Linked DNA regions of Homo sapiens: region 1 is linked to region 2. Evidence: chromatin loops called from intact Hi-C (ENCODE). Cell type or tissue: PC-9. All regions are shown on one strand. Links, peaks and the distances in the headings refer to the core of each region. The heading gives the core; the rest is flanking DNA. Region 1 overlaps STARD13 (StAR related lipid transfer domain containing 13). Region 2 overlaps STARD13 (StAR related lipid transfer domain containing 13).

The links. Hi-C counts contacts between places; a loop is a spot of excess contacts. Peaks named below come from ENCODE experiments on the same cell type or tissue, not always from the same donor. Only the 100,000 strongest peaks of a DNase experiment are listed, where the experiment ranks them.
Region 1: it touches region 2 in a loop (10-fold over the local background); 7 of 110 quality-filtered maps call a loop at or near these places.

What each region holds. Positions count from the first base shown.
Region 1 is chr13:33,149,633-33,155,013 of GRCh38, reverse strand. All of the region lies in intron 3 of STARD13 (StAR related lipid transfer domain containing 13), which reads left to right. Among named protein-coding and RNA genes, the nearest start is that of STARD13-AS, 130 kb to the left of the region's middle. In PC-9, for the core only: no CTCF peak of the experiment used is centred there; DNase peaks (open chromatin) are centred at 1,103 and 2,473; H3K27ac peaks cover 3,737 bases.
Region 2 is chr13:33,215,920-33,221,300 of GRCh38, reverse strand. All of the region lies in intron 1 of STARD13 (StAR related lipid transfer domain containing 13), which reads left to right. Among named protein-coding and RNA genes, the nearest start is that of STARD13-AS, 59 kb to the left of the region's middle. In PC-9, for the core only: no CTCF peak of the experiment used is centred there; DNase peaks (open chromatin) are centred at 2,660 and 3,120; H3K4me3 peaks cover 1,102 bases; H3K27ac peaks cover 4,251 bases.

The DNA.
Region 1 (5,381 bases), core at 204-5,203, 66 kb after region 2:
TCCTCTCTACGGGCAGGCAGGGGAAGGGGAAGGAAAGAAGCCCCAAGTGAAAAGAAGCCCCAAGGAAAGAAGCCCCAGGGGAAGGGGAAGGAAAGAAGCCTCAGTGTGAGTGAGGGGTGGGCTCCTGAGCAGCCGGTTCCCGCGCGGCTGCTTTGCTCAGCCTTCAGTTCTTGACCCTCTCTCAGAAATCGCTAGTCATGACCCTCACTTGAAGCTGGACCAGTTCTCACTAGAAAAATTATCTGGATCTGATGCAATTATTGTAAACAGTTACAATAAAAAGCTAAGGACACCCCACTCAATTTTCCAATACAAGCACATGTGAATATAAAATTGGTCTGAAATTCCACAAACTAAAGAGGTCCAAGAAAACCTGGACTTTTTTTTTGTTTTAAGTTCTTTCCCCCGGGCCACTTTGGCCATCACTTTTTATTGAATAGCCAAGAGAGCCTATGTTCTTCCTTGAAGTCCTGATGATTAAAGCACATAGCTTATTTACATTTATTTTCTTGCACAAGCTAAATGAAATTCACACAGTTCCACATAGATATCGTGTCCCTGGACAGCATACATATACTTAATTTTCTTTGTATAGCTAGAGCCCTCAATGTTTAACTGCTTTTCTTCCACACCTCAACTAATGTCCAGGGGCAGTTCTTTTGGGGTTTATGGACTGGAACAGAGGTCAGTATTCCTGCTGCAGCCTGACCACTCGGCAGAACATCAGAGGGAAAAGCTGAACAGAGGTGTGGCCTTCCCTGGCTGCGTAGTGGCACGGTGACACCACCTGCTGACTTCTGACTTCTGACTGTCCTCTTTCTTTTTCCTGCCCCCTGCCCCCAGTGCGCCCGACACCCTCCCTGTGGATGGCCTGTGATTGTTGAAAGGCCCCACCCTCATGGAGTTACATACCAGAATTGTCTCTTTGGCATTAGTATATCCATCTCTGCTCTCCAGAATCTGCATTTTCCAACAGTCCGCCAGCATGGAGACCTTTCCCATGCCCTGCAGCTACAGCCCGAGGAGGAGGAGCTGCTCCCTGACTTGCCTTTGATCCCTAGGTTAAGAACACATCCTCAGTGACTTAGGTTCCTGAATGTCTTGGAGGGCCCCACCCGGAACACTCCCCAGCAGGCCGGGCTAGGACATACATAGGAGCCTGGGTGAGAAGTTCAGGCTGCTAGGCTTTAATCAGAATTGTCTGTAAGAGTTGAACTCATCATGCCCCTGGTTGTTATTTCTCTCAAGCCTTTGGCAGGAATATTAGAAGTATCACAGGAAACTGGTCATTAAATCAACACGAGAGACTTCATGACCAGTCTAAAGTCTGGCAGTTTAGATGTCAAATGGGAATCTAAACTACAAAGAAGGAGAGAGTCCTATTGTTTTCCTATACATCTGTAGGCAGAGGGCCGCTGGGTGTCTCTCCAGGCTTCTGTTTCAGCTTGAGTCAAACGCCCCTGCTGGTCTGGGCCCGGGCACCTCCCAGCCACCCTGCAATACTCAGGGCACACAGGCTGCTTAACATCCCTCCCGGCACACAGTCGCCCAGCGTTTCTCTGGTCCTTCTTCCTGGTCCCTCCGTTCCTGCACTCCTGGCCATCCTCCCAGGCCCTGGGCATCCCTCTCTGGCTCTTTTCCTGTGTGCCCAGGCAGTCTGTGCACAGCTCGATTTTCTGCTGACGACCGCCTTACTTCCATTAGGGTCTGCTGACCATGCAAGGGACTTTCTACCAATTTCCAAGTGCTCAACAGTGGGGATGGCATCTTAGTCAGTGGTATATCGTGGGTGCTTGGTGTCACATGGCCTTGTACTGAGCAGGACTTCCATAAACATTTGTTAAATTGAACTGGAACCTGGAAGAAAACAGCCTGTCAGTTCTCAAATTACTTGATGGCATCTTCATGTTAGAGAAGACTATGTGGTGATAAATTCTTCACTTTCTCCTCAAAATAACCTAAATCACCCTCCTTCTTAGCTAGACATTTTAAAAGAATGTCCATGCCTTTCCTAATACTGCCCTCATGAACTGCTCAATCCAAAAAGTGTTTTTAGGCTTTATCACTTACTCTTTCTTAAAGATTTGATACAGCCACCCAATTACTCCCTCCTTTTTTTAATGCTCATTCTGTTATAGGCCACGGGCTCTTCGGCTCCCCATGTAATACGGGAATTAACGCGGGACCAGGCACATTTCCCAGACTAGGCTTTTATTTCAAGGCTTGTGCTTGAGCACAAGGGAGACAGCAGAGGCCCAAGGATCCTCCAGCTAGTTTCCCAAAAAGAGCTGGGAGGGATTTTTTTTATTAGGCAGAGAATTGACATCGGAGGAGGTATGTGGGCTGGGCTGGGCAAAGCCCATGGTGGGTAGGGGATGAGTAGGTCACGATGGTTATCTTGAGTAATGGGCCACCTTGAGGTCTGGCTGGAGGCAACAAGGCTGTACATTAGTTGTTCCTCATTCCTTTCTGAGGTGGGACACTGCAAACTTGGTTCAGTGTTTGGTTTCCTAAGGCCAGTTCCTGGAGTTCTTTAAGTAAAAGACAGGGTAAAACTTTATAAGAGCACAGAAGAATGGCTATTTTTTTTTTTTTTTGTATGACTGAAGCCTCGGGGTTAGCAGGTATAGTGTCAGCAAAGTAGTAGCATGGGTTTTGAGAAGAGAAGAAGAAAAAAAATGAAAAAAACATGTGAAGGAGGAGCCTCTCACCACTCCCATTCTATCTCAATTCCAGGGTCCTAGGACACCATCTTCAGCTAGTTGTTGTCGACTCCTACATCTCTGACTGCACCTTCCCTGAACCTGGCTCCCTTCCTTGGCCCATGCCTTAACCACTGTAATTCTCCAGAGTTCTGGATTTCCCCTGGATGATTGACTTTAATTATTATGTATCTTCTGTGTATATCATCCATATGTGGACCATTCCCAAGTGGGTCTGAATGTGACAGGGCCCCTAAAATTTAACATATCCAAACATGAGCATGATCATGATCTCCCCCATATCTTAGCTCCCTGTCAACTTCCCTATTTCCCTGTTTCCTCTGTGTTTAACGGCATGTTCAGCAAAGTCTGAAATCTGGGAGTCATCCTCTGTTTCTGCCTCTCTGCAGCTTCCACATCAACCAATGGCCGAGTCTCTGTCTTCACGCAGACATCCCACTCTCACTCCCCTTTTGCATCTCTCTGCCATCTCTCCCCTGGACTATTAGAACCATGTTATAATTGTTTCTCTTTAGTTCCTTCTCTATCCTGCTGCCAGTTACATTTCTAAAATGCAAATCTATGTTACGCTCCTGTCTAAATCCTTCAGTAGCTCCTCATTGTACCAGATTGCTCCTAACATCTTCATTTGAATCCTTTGTGATCTAGCCCCTGCCTGCTTGTCCAGGCTTATCCCTCAATATGGTTTGAATGTCTGTCCCCTCCAAATCTCACATTGGAATTCAATTCCCAGTGTTGGAGTTGGGGCCTGGTGGGAGGTGTTGGCTCATGGAGGCAGATCCCTCATGAAAGGTTTAGTGTCATCTTCCTGATGTTGAATTCTCCCTCAGTTAGTTCACGTGAGATCTAGTTATTTAAAAGAGCCTGGAACCTTCCCCTTTTCTATCTCTCCCTCCTGCTTTCACCGTGTGGTATGCACACCCTCTCTTCACCTTCTGCTGTCATGGTAAGATTCCTGAGGCCTTACCAGAAGCAGAGGCCAACACCATGCTCCTTGTACAGCCTGCAGAGCCATGAACCAAATTAAACTTCTTTTCCTTATAAATCAACCCAGTCTCAGGTATTCCTTAATAGCAATGAAAACAGACTAACACCCCTTTTCATATATTTGCAATTCCTGGATTATACCCTGCTATTTTGTGCCTATTTTTTTTTCCTGTAATTCTCCTTGCCTAGACAGCAAATTTCTCTTAATCCATCATAGGTATGCTCAAATATTACCTCCTCTGGGAGGCGTTGTCCCTATGCTCTCAGAAAGTGAGTAGCTTCTTCTCTTTTTAATCATGTTTCTATCCCACATGGGACCATGAGATTCTCAAGGGCAGGGACCATATCTTTTTAAATACTGTATTCCCAGCACCTAACTTATTCCTGGTACACAGCGCACTGTCGGATGAACGAATCTTGGCTTCTTCTCTTCTTGTTGACTTTCCCATTAGAACCTCAAGTTTCACTCTTAAAATGAGACTACTATTTCACATTTGCTAGCGTATTAGCCCTTCTCAAGGATTCTGAAGACAACAGTAAAAATTAACAGGTTGTGGCAGCAGTATCATTATCTTCTGAAAGGGTCAAACTGCTGTGTTTAGGTTAACACATGAATTCAGTTTGCTCAAAACATGAAGAGGACAGGCTTCATCATGTGCCATGGGTTTTCTCTTCCCATGGAGAAAGTAGAGAGGGTATGGAAACAAGTGTTTATTGAATAGCCTGTGCTGGGTACATGACATAAGCTCTCATTTCCCAGGCCTTCCTAAAATTTTTCTTAAGTAGACAGGAGCAGATAAATCACATGGCAGAAAGAAGTTCTAGCTTGGCTGCTCACTAATGTGTGGCTGCCTTGAGCATATGGTCCCCTCAGAGACTTTATCTTCTCATCTGAAAATAAAAGCATCAGTCCAAGTGGTCCCTAGTGTTGTCCAGGATCTAATGTTTCCTTAGCAAACATTATCTGAATGGATTGGCTCTGAGCCAGGGCCTGTACTAGGCATGAAGAATGCAAATAAGATGCAACTCATAGCCTGTCATACTCAGTGGTGGAGAATAATTCTGCTATCCTGACTATACAAGGTCTATTGTAACTACTTAAAGTCAATCACTGATTGGACCTATATGAACAAAGCATGCTCAGTTCAAAAAGAAAAGCCTACCGAGCCTATCATGTATAAAACTTCCTTCTAGGATTTATGGGGATTAGAAGAAGAATAAATTATGGTCCCTGTCTGAATCAAGGCTCCAATCCAATGGAGGACACACTATTCATGCTGCAAATACATTCTATAATTGAAATTTTCATCCATGCAGGAACAGTTTTCCAAGGAACCAGTATTAGACCAACTCAGATTATCTGAAGGATTTTATATTACTTATGATTAAGTTAAAGGGAAGCAGATACTGGGGCTAAATATTTGTCCTAAATGCAGATTGGCTTCACTCACACGAGAATTTTGCAGTGGTTTTGATAAAGTGTGATGAATACTTCCACTGTGACATATTCTTTTACTTGAGGCAGTCAGATCTTAAAGAGGCGTTTACATCTGTCAGGGATATGTTTCATCCAATTTGTATTCTTACAGAATCTAGCCATTGTTTATTTTACCTTGTGTAAGCTAAATCACAGGCCAATGCTATACCGTGATGGGAATATGTACCTAGTTT
Region 2 (5,381 bases), core at 51-5,050:
TCAAACTTATAGAGACAGAAAATCCAACAGTGGTTTCCAGGGGCTGGCGAATAGGGAAAGGGGGAGTTGTTGTTCAGTGGATACAGTTTCAGTTTTGCAAGATGAAAAAGTTCTGGAGATTGGTTGCATAAATATATATTTAATGCTACTGAAATGTACACTTTAAAATTGTTAACATGGTACAATTTTTGTTAGGTTTATTTCACCACAATTTTTTTTTAAGTTGATGACGAGTGTTTTCATTTCAGTAGTCCATCTACTACTGAATACTCTTCCAGGGCTTATCTATATGGATATGGGGGTAAGTTAACTATTGTAATGAATGTAAGGACTATTGTGAACTCCTCTAACTGCTCCAACGATATTCAGTAAATCTCTCATCTGTTCTTGCAGTTCTCTATAACTTTGTATCCCTCCATTCATTTTATAGAAGGCAAACATTTTCTGTTAATATAAAAATGCTATTCTTTTGTTGTTCTGAATTATGGAAACAATTAATGACATAGTGTAATCCATTAGAATCAGAACCTGGATGACTTTCAGTCAACTGTTTTCTAGAGATATCAAATATTAAATGCAGCCTTTATTTTATTTATTTATTTATTTTTTGAGATGGAATCTTGCTCTGTTGCCCAGGCTGGAGTGTAGTGGCACAATCTTGGCTCACTGCAACCTCCGCCTCCCAGGTTCAAACAATTCTTCTGCCTCAGCCTCCCAAGTGGCTGGGACTACAGGCACCCGCCACCACACCCGGCTAATTTTTTGTATTTTTAGTAGAGACGAGGTTTCACTATGTTGGCCAGGCTGGTCTCGAACTCCTGACCTCATGATCCACCTGCCTCAGCCTCCCAAAGTGCTGGGATTACAGGCGTGAGCCACCACGCCTGGCCTAAATGCAGTCATTTTTATAAGGGATCATCTTCACCCTTATAGCTAATATTCATTGTCTACAACCAGCTGATACTCATTCTCTAGAATCTAAAATAATAAATAATTAGAGTTATTTCCATGAATTTCAGATCAATGTGTTTCATGACCCTGAGGAAATTCATTCCCTTATTATTGTGTAAAGTTTTCTAGCCATTCAGTTTGCTATATCAGCTAGTTTTCACATGTGTTCTCCATTTGTATGATTCAGGTGTTTTATATTTGAATGCCTATTATGTGCCAGCAGTGCTCTACCCACTGAAGATATATCAATGTCCAAAACAGAAAAACATCCCTGCCTCATCAAGTTTTTAATCCAGGAAAAGACAGGCATTAAAGCCAAAAAGTGAGCAACCAGTGTGAAGGTGAAATGTGCTGTGGAAGAAAAAAGTTAAAGCAGGAACAGGCGTCTGATTGTAACTTTTTGATAAGGTGCTGTGGGTATATCATGGAAAAGCGTTCCTCTACCCATCAGTATTTCAGTCTGGAATCTGCAGTTGTCTATTTTTATACTTTTCTTCTCTTTTCTTCTTTCTTTCTTTCTTTCTTTTTTTTTTTTTGTTTGTTTTTAGAGACAGGATTTTGCTTTGTCGCCCATGGTGGAGTACAGTGGCGTGATCATAGCTCACTGCAACCTTGAACTCCTGGGCTCAAGATCCTCCTGCCTTGGCCTCCCAAGTAGCTAGGACTACAGGCATGCACCACCGTGCCCAGGGGTCTTGCTATGTTATCCATGCTGGACTCAAACTCCTGGCCTCAAGTGATCCTCCCGCCTCTGCATCCCAAAGTGTTAGGATTACAGCTGTGAGCCACTGCACCTGACCTATTTTTTTTTTTTTTTTTTTTTTTTTTTTTGAGAAGGAGTCTCACTCTGTCGCCCAGGCTGGAGTGCAGTGGTGCAATCTCAGCTCACTGCAAGCTCCACCTCCTGCATCCGACCTATTTTTATACTTGTTTCATTTTGCACTGGGATCCACAAATCATGTAACCAGCCCTGCATGGGGGAGCAGGATGAGAGTCAGCTGGAGCTCTAAGGAGGCGCTGAGATGGTCAAGCAGAGGAGCAGCAAGAGGGGTTCCCTCAGGATCAGCAGGAACCCAACTCAAAGGGAAGAAAGGGACACACATCAAAGAAAGATTGGTGTCTTTGCAGTACTTTTCCCTGCTCTACAGTCATGCCCTGGAACTGTGGCGTACTGCATGGTGACCGTCTCCCTCAGTCCATGGAAAGTTACTTTTATTTATTTATTCTGAGATTTATCCACCCCTTAGCATCTTACATAGTACCCTGTAATTGTATTTCACAATAGATATAGTAAACACGATTGTTATATTTTTAAAATTAGAAAGGGAAGACGCCCTGTAGATTTCCAGGGCCCTTATTTGTAGAGTCATCCAAGTTCTAGGTTTACCTTTAGGTTCTCCTTTAGAAGAAATAATCTTACAGGTATTCTCTGTTTTTTCAGTGCCGTGTTGTTCAGCATAACCAAGCATAGAATGATGTGACCTAATTCGTATTTATCACAGAGTATCCTTCCCTGTCTTTTTAATATCAAAATCTTAATGCTGAGTTTCACAAATATATAAACTACTATCTGTTCTTCACAGACAACTGAATGAAAGATATGTTACAATAATGCCATCTGAATTTATATAGTACTCTGCTGTGTTAAGGTATGGCAGCATTTCTTATAATGTTCTATTTAACAAGGAGGTTAAACAGGTTCCTATGAGTCAGACAAATGAAGTGAAATAGGCATCATAATGTAGGAATAGTGTGGGCTTTGGAATTACATGCTTTGGAGTGAGAACTAGATTTGAATATTGTCGTACCAGACCCCTATTCACTTCAGTAGAGATGGCACCAGGTTCAAGAGGCTGAAGGAGAGACTCAAGAGTCAGCAAATGAGACATAGGGTTTATTGAGAAGAACTTACATGCAGAGTGTTCCAGTGGTGGCAGGCTGGACAGGAGCACGGAGACCACCTTCAGAAAGCATGCAATTTATGTACCATTTTCACTTACCCTTCACCTGGAAACCTTCACTTAACCCAAAACAAAGGGTCTGACTCCCCAGGACAGCCCACATTCCATGGGACAGGCCGTGGGCTCAGATGTTCCTCATAGATAAGGAATGAATCTCTGGTTGGCCACTCCTGGATTCCTTAGCTTGGAACTCTGAACACGCATTCCTCTTAAACCATAGGGTAACTCTCAGGGTGTTGCTCAAGCTAAGCTGTTGCTAGCAGGTATGTTTGCCATACAGTAAAAAGTTGGCTACTTCCGTGTAACTTTTGACACCATTGAAATCTATGAGCTTTTGTTTTCTCCTCTGTAAAGTGGAATAAAATGAGATGTGTGTGAATTTGTGTGTGTGTGTGTATGTGTGTGTAATATAGTCTGCTCCAAGCTTTGCCATGAAGTAGACACTCAGTAAATGTTCATTTCCCTTGTCTTTCTCTTTTAAAATAAATCACTCGCCTGATTTACCTGTCCTGCTAGACTGAGGGCTTCCTGTTGGAAAGAACCGTGCTTTGTTTATCCTTGCCCCAGCAGAGACTCTGAGCTTATAGTTTTTTCAGTAAAGCTGCATTTAAAAAACAATTTTGAGCTTAACTTTTAAAATATTTTTCATGAAGGTGTTTATTTCTGGCTTGGTGCATTCTTCCCAGAGGGAGCATCACTCTCCTCCCTTGCTCTCTTGGAGGTTTTATCTTGTATCTTCCTGTTTTGGAAGGGCTTTCTGATGCCAGCCCAGTGAGCTCATGCAGCGCTAAGTGGAGAAGGCCAGGCCGCATGGTCCTCCTTGACCTGAGAAAATCTAAGGCCCCCTTCCCCTGTGTGCTTGCACCACACGTGCAGTCAGACATCACAGCAGCCACTCTGGCTTCCTGCCCATGAAATAAATGCTCTCAGTCTGACATTGCTCAGTCTGACAAGAGACATATTTGACAGGAGCAGGTTGGATGGAGAGGGTTTTGAAGAGGCCAAGCAGTGGAGGTGAAAGGCAGGAGGCAGGAGGTGCTCACACCATGGAGTCACAAGGGTGGGGCAGCCTCCTCACTCATCCCCAAGTGGCATGTCAGTACTTAGTTGGCACATGCCATCAAAAACAATGAGCTGCAAGAGTAGAAATGTCTTTCAAATTTCATGTCCTGTGGGCTATGATAGGTGTCATATGGTGTCATGCCAGATCCCTATTGACTCCAGCAGGGATAGTACCATGTCCAGAGGCCAAAGAAGAGACCTGAAGCCAGCCAACGAGACATAGGGTTTATTGGGGGGACTTACATATGGGGCAGTCCAGTGATAGCAGACTACACAGGAAGACCACTACTGTTTATAAAAAGCATGCAGTTATATAGCATTTTTACTTAGCACCCTCCACCTGGCAACCTCCATTTAACCCAAAACTAAAGGCCTTGATTCCCTGTATGGCCTGTGTTCCAAGGGATGGGCCAGGGATTCGAATGTCCCTCATGGATAAGAAGTGAAACTCCAGGTTGGCCACTCTCAGATTCCTTAGCTTGGGACTCCAAACACACATTCTTCTTAGACAATGCGGTCATTCTCAGGGCATGCTTCAGTTATGGTTGTCAGGTGCCTCTCCTATACATATGGTCAAATGTTACCAACCATATATTTATTTAAATTTTTTATTGCCATAGATTTTTGGAGAATAGGCGGTGTTTGGTTACATGAGCAAGTTCCTTAGTGGTGATTTGTGAGATTTTGGTGCACCTGTCACCCTAGCAGTATACACTAAACCCAATTTGCAGTCTTTTATCCCTCACCTCCTTCCCACCCTTTCCCCCAGAGTCCCCAAAGTCCATTGTGTCATTCTTATGCCTTTGCATCCTCATAGCTCAGCTCCCACTTATAAGTAAGAATATATGATGTTTGGTTTTCCATTCCTGAGTTACTTCACTTAGATTAATAGTCTCTAATCCCACCCAGGTTGCTGTGAATGCCATTAATTCATTCGTTTTATGGATGAGTAGTATTCTATCGTATATATATACCACAGTTTCTTTATCCACTCATTGATTGATGGGCATTTGGGTTGGTTCCACATTTTTGCAATTGCGAATTTTGCTGCTATAAACATGCATATGCAAGTATCTTTTTCGTATAATGACTTCTTTTCCTCTCAGTAGATACCCAGTAGTGAGATTGCTGGGTCAAATGGCAGTTCTACTTTTAGTTCTTTAAAGAATCTCCACACTGTTTTCCAGAGTGGTTGTATTAGTTTACATTCCCACCAGCAGCATAAAAGTGTTCCCTTTTCATCGCATCCACGCCAACATCTATTTATTTTTTATTTTTTTTATTATGGCCATTCTTGCAAGAGTAAGGTGGAATCACGTTGTGGTTTTAAGATTTGCATTCCCTGATCATTAGTGATGTTGAGCATTTTTGTATACGTTTGTTGGCCATTTGTATATCTTCTTTTGA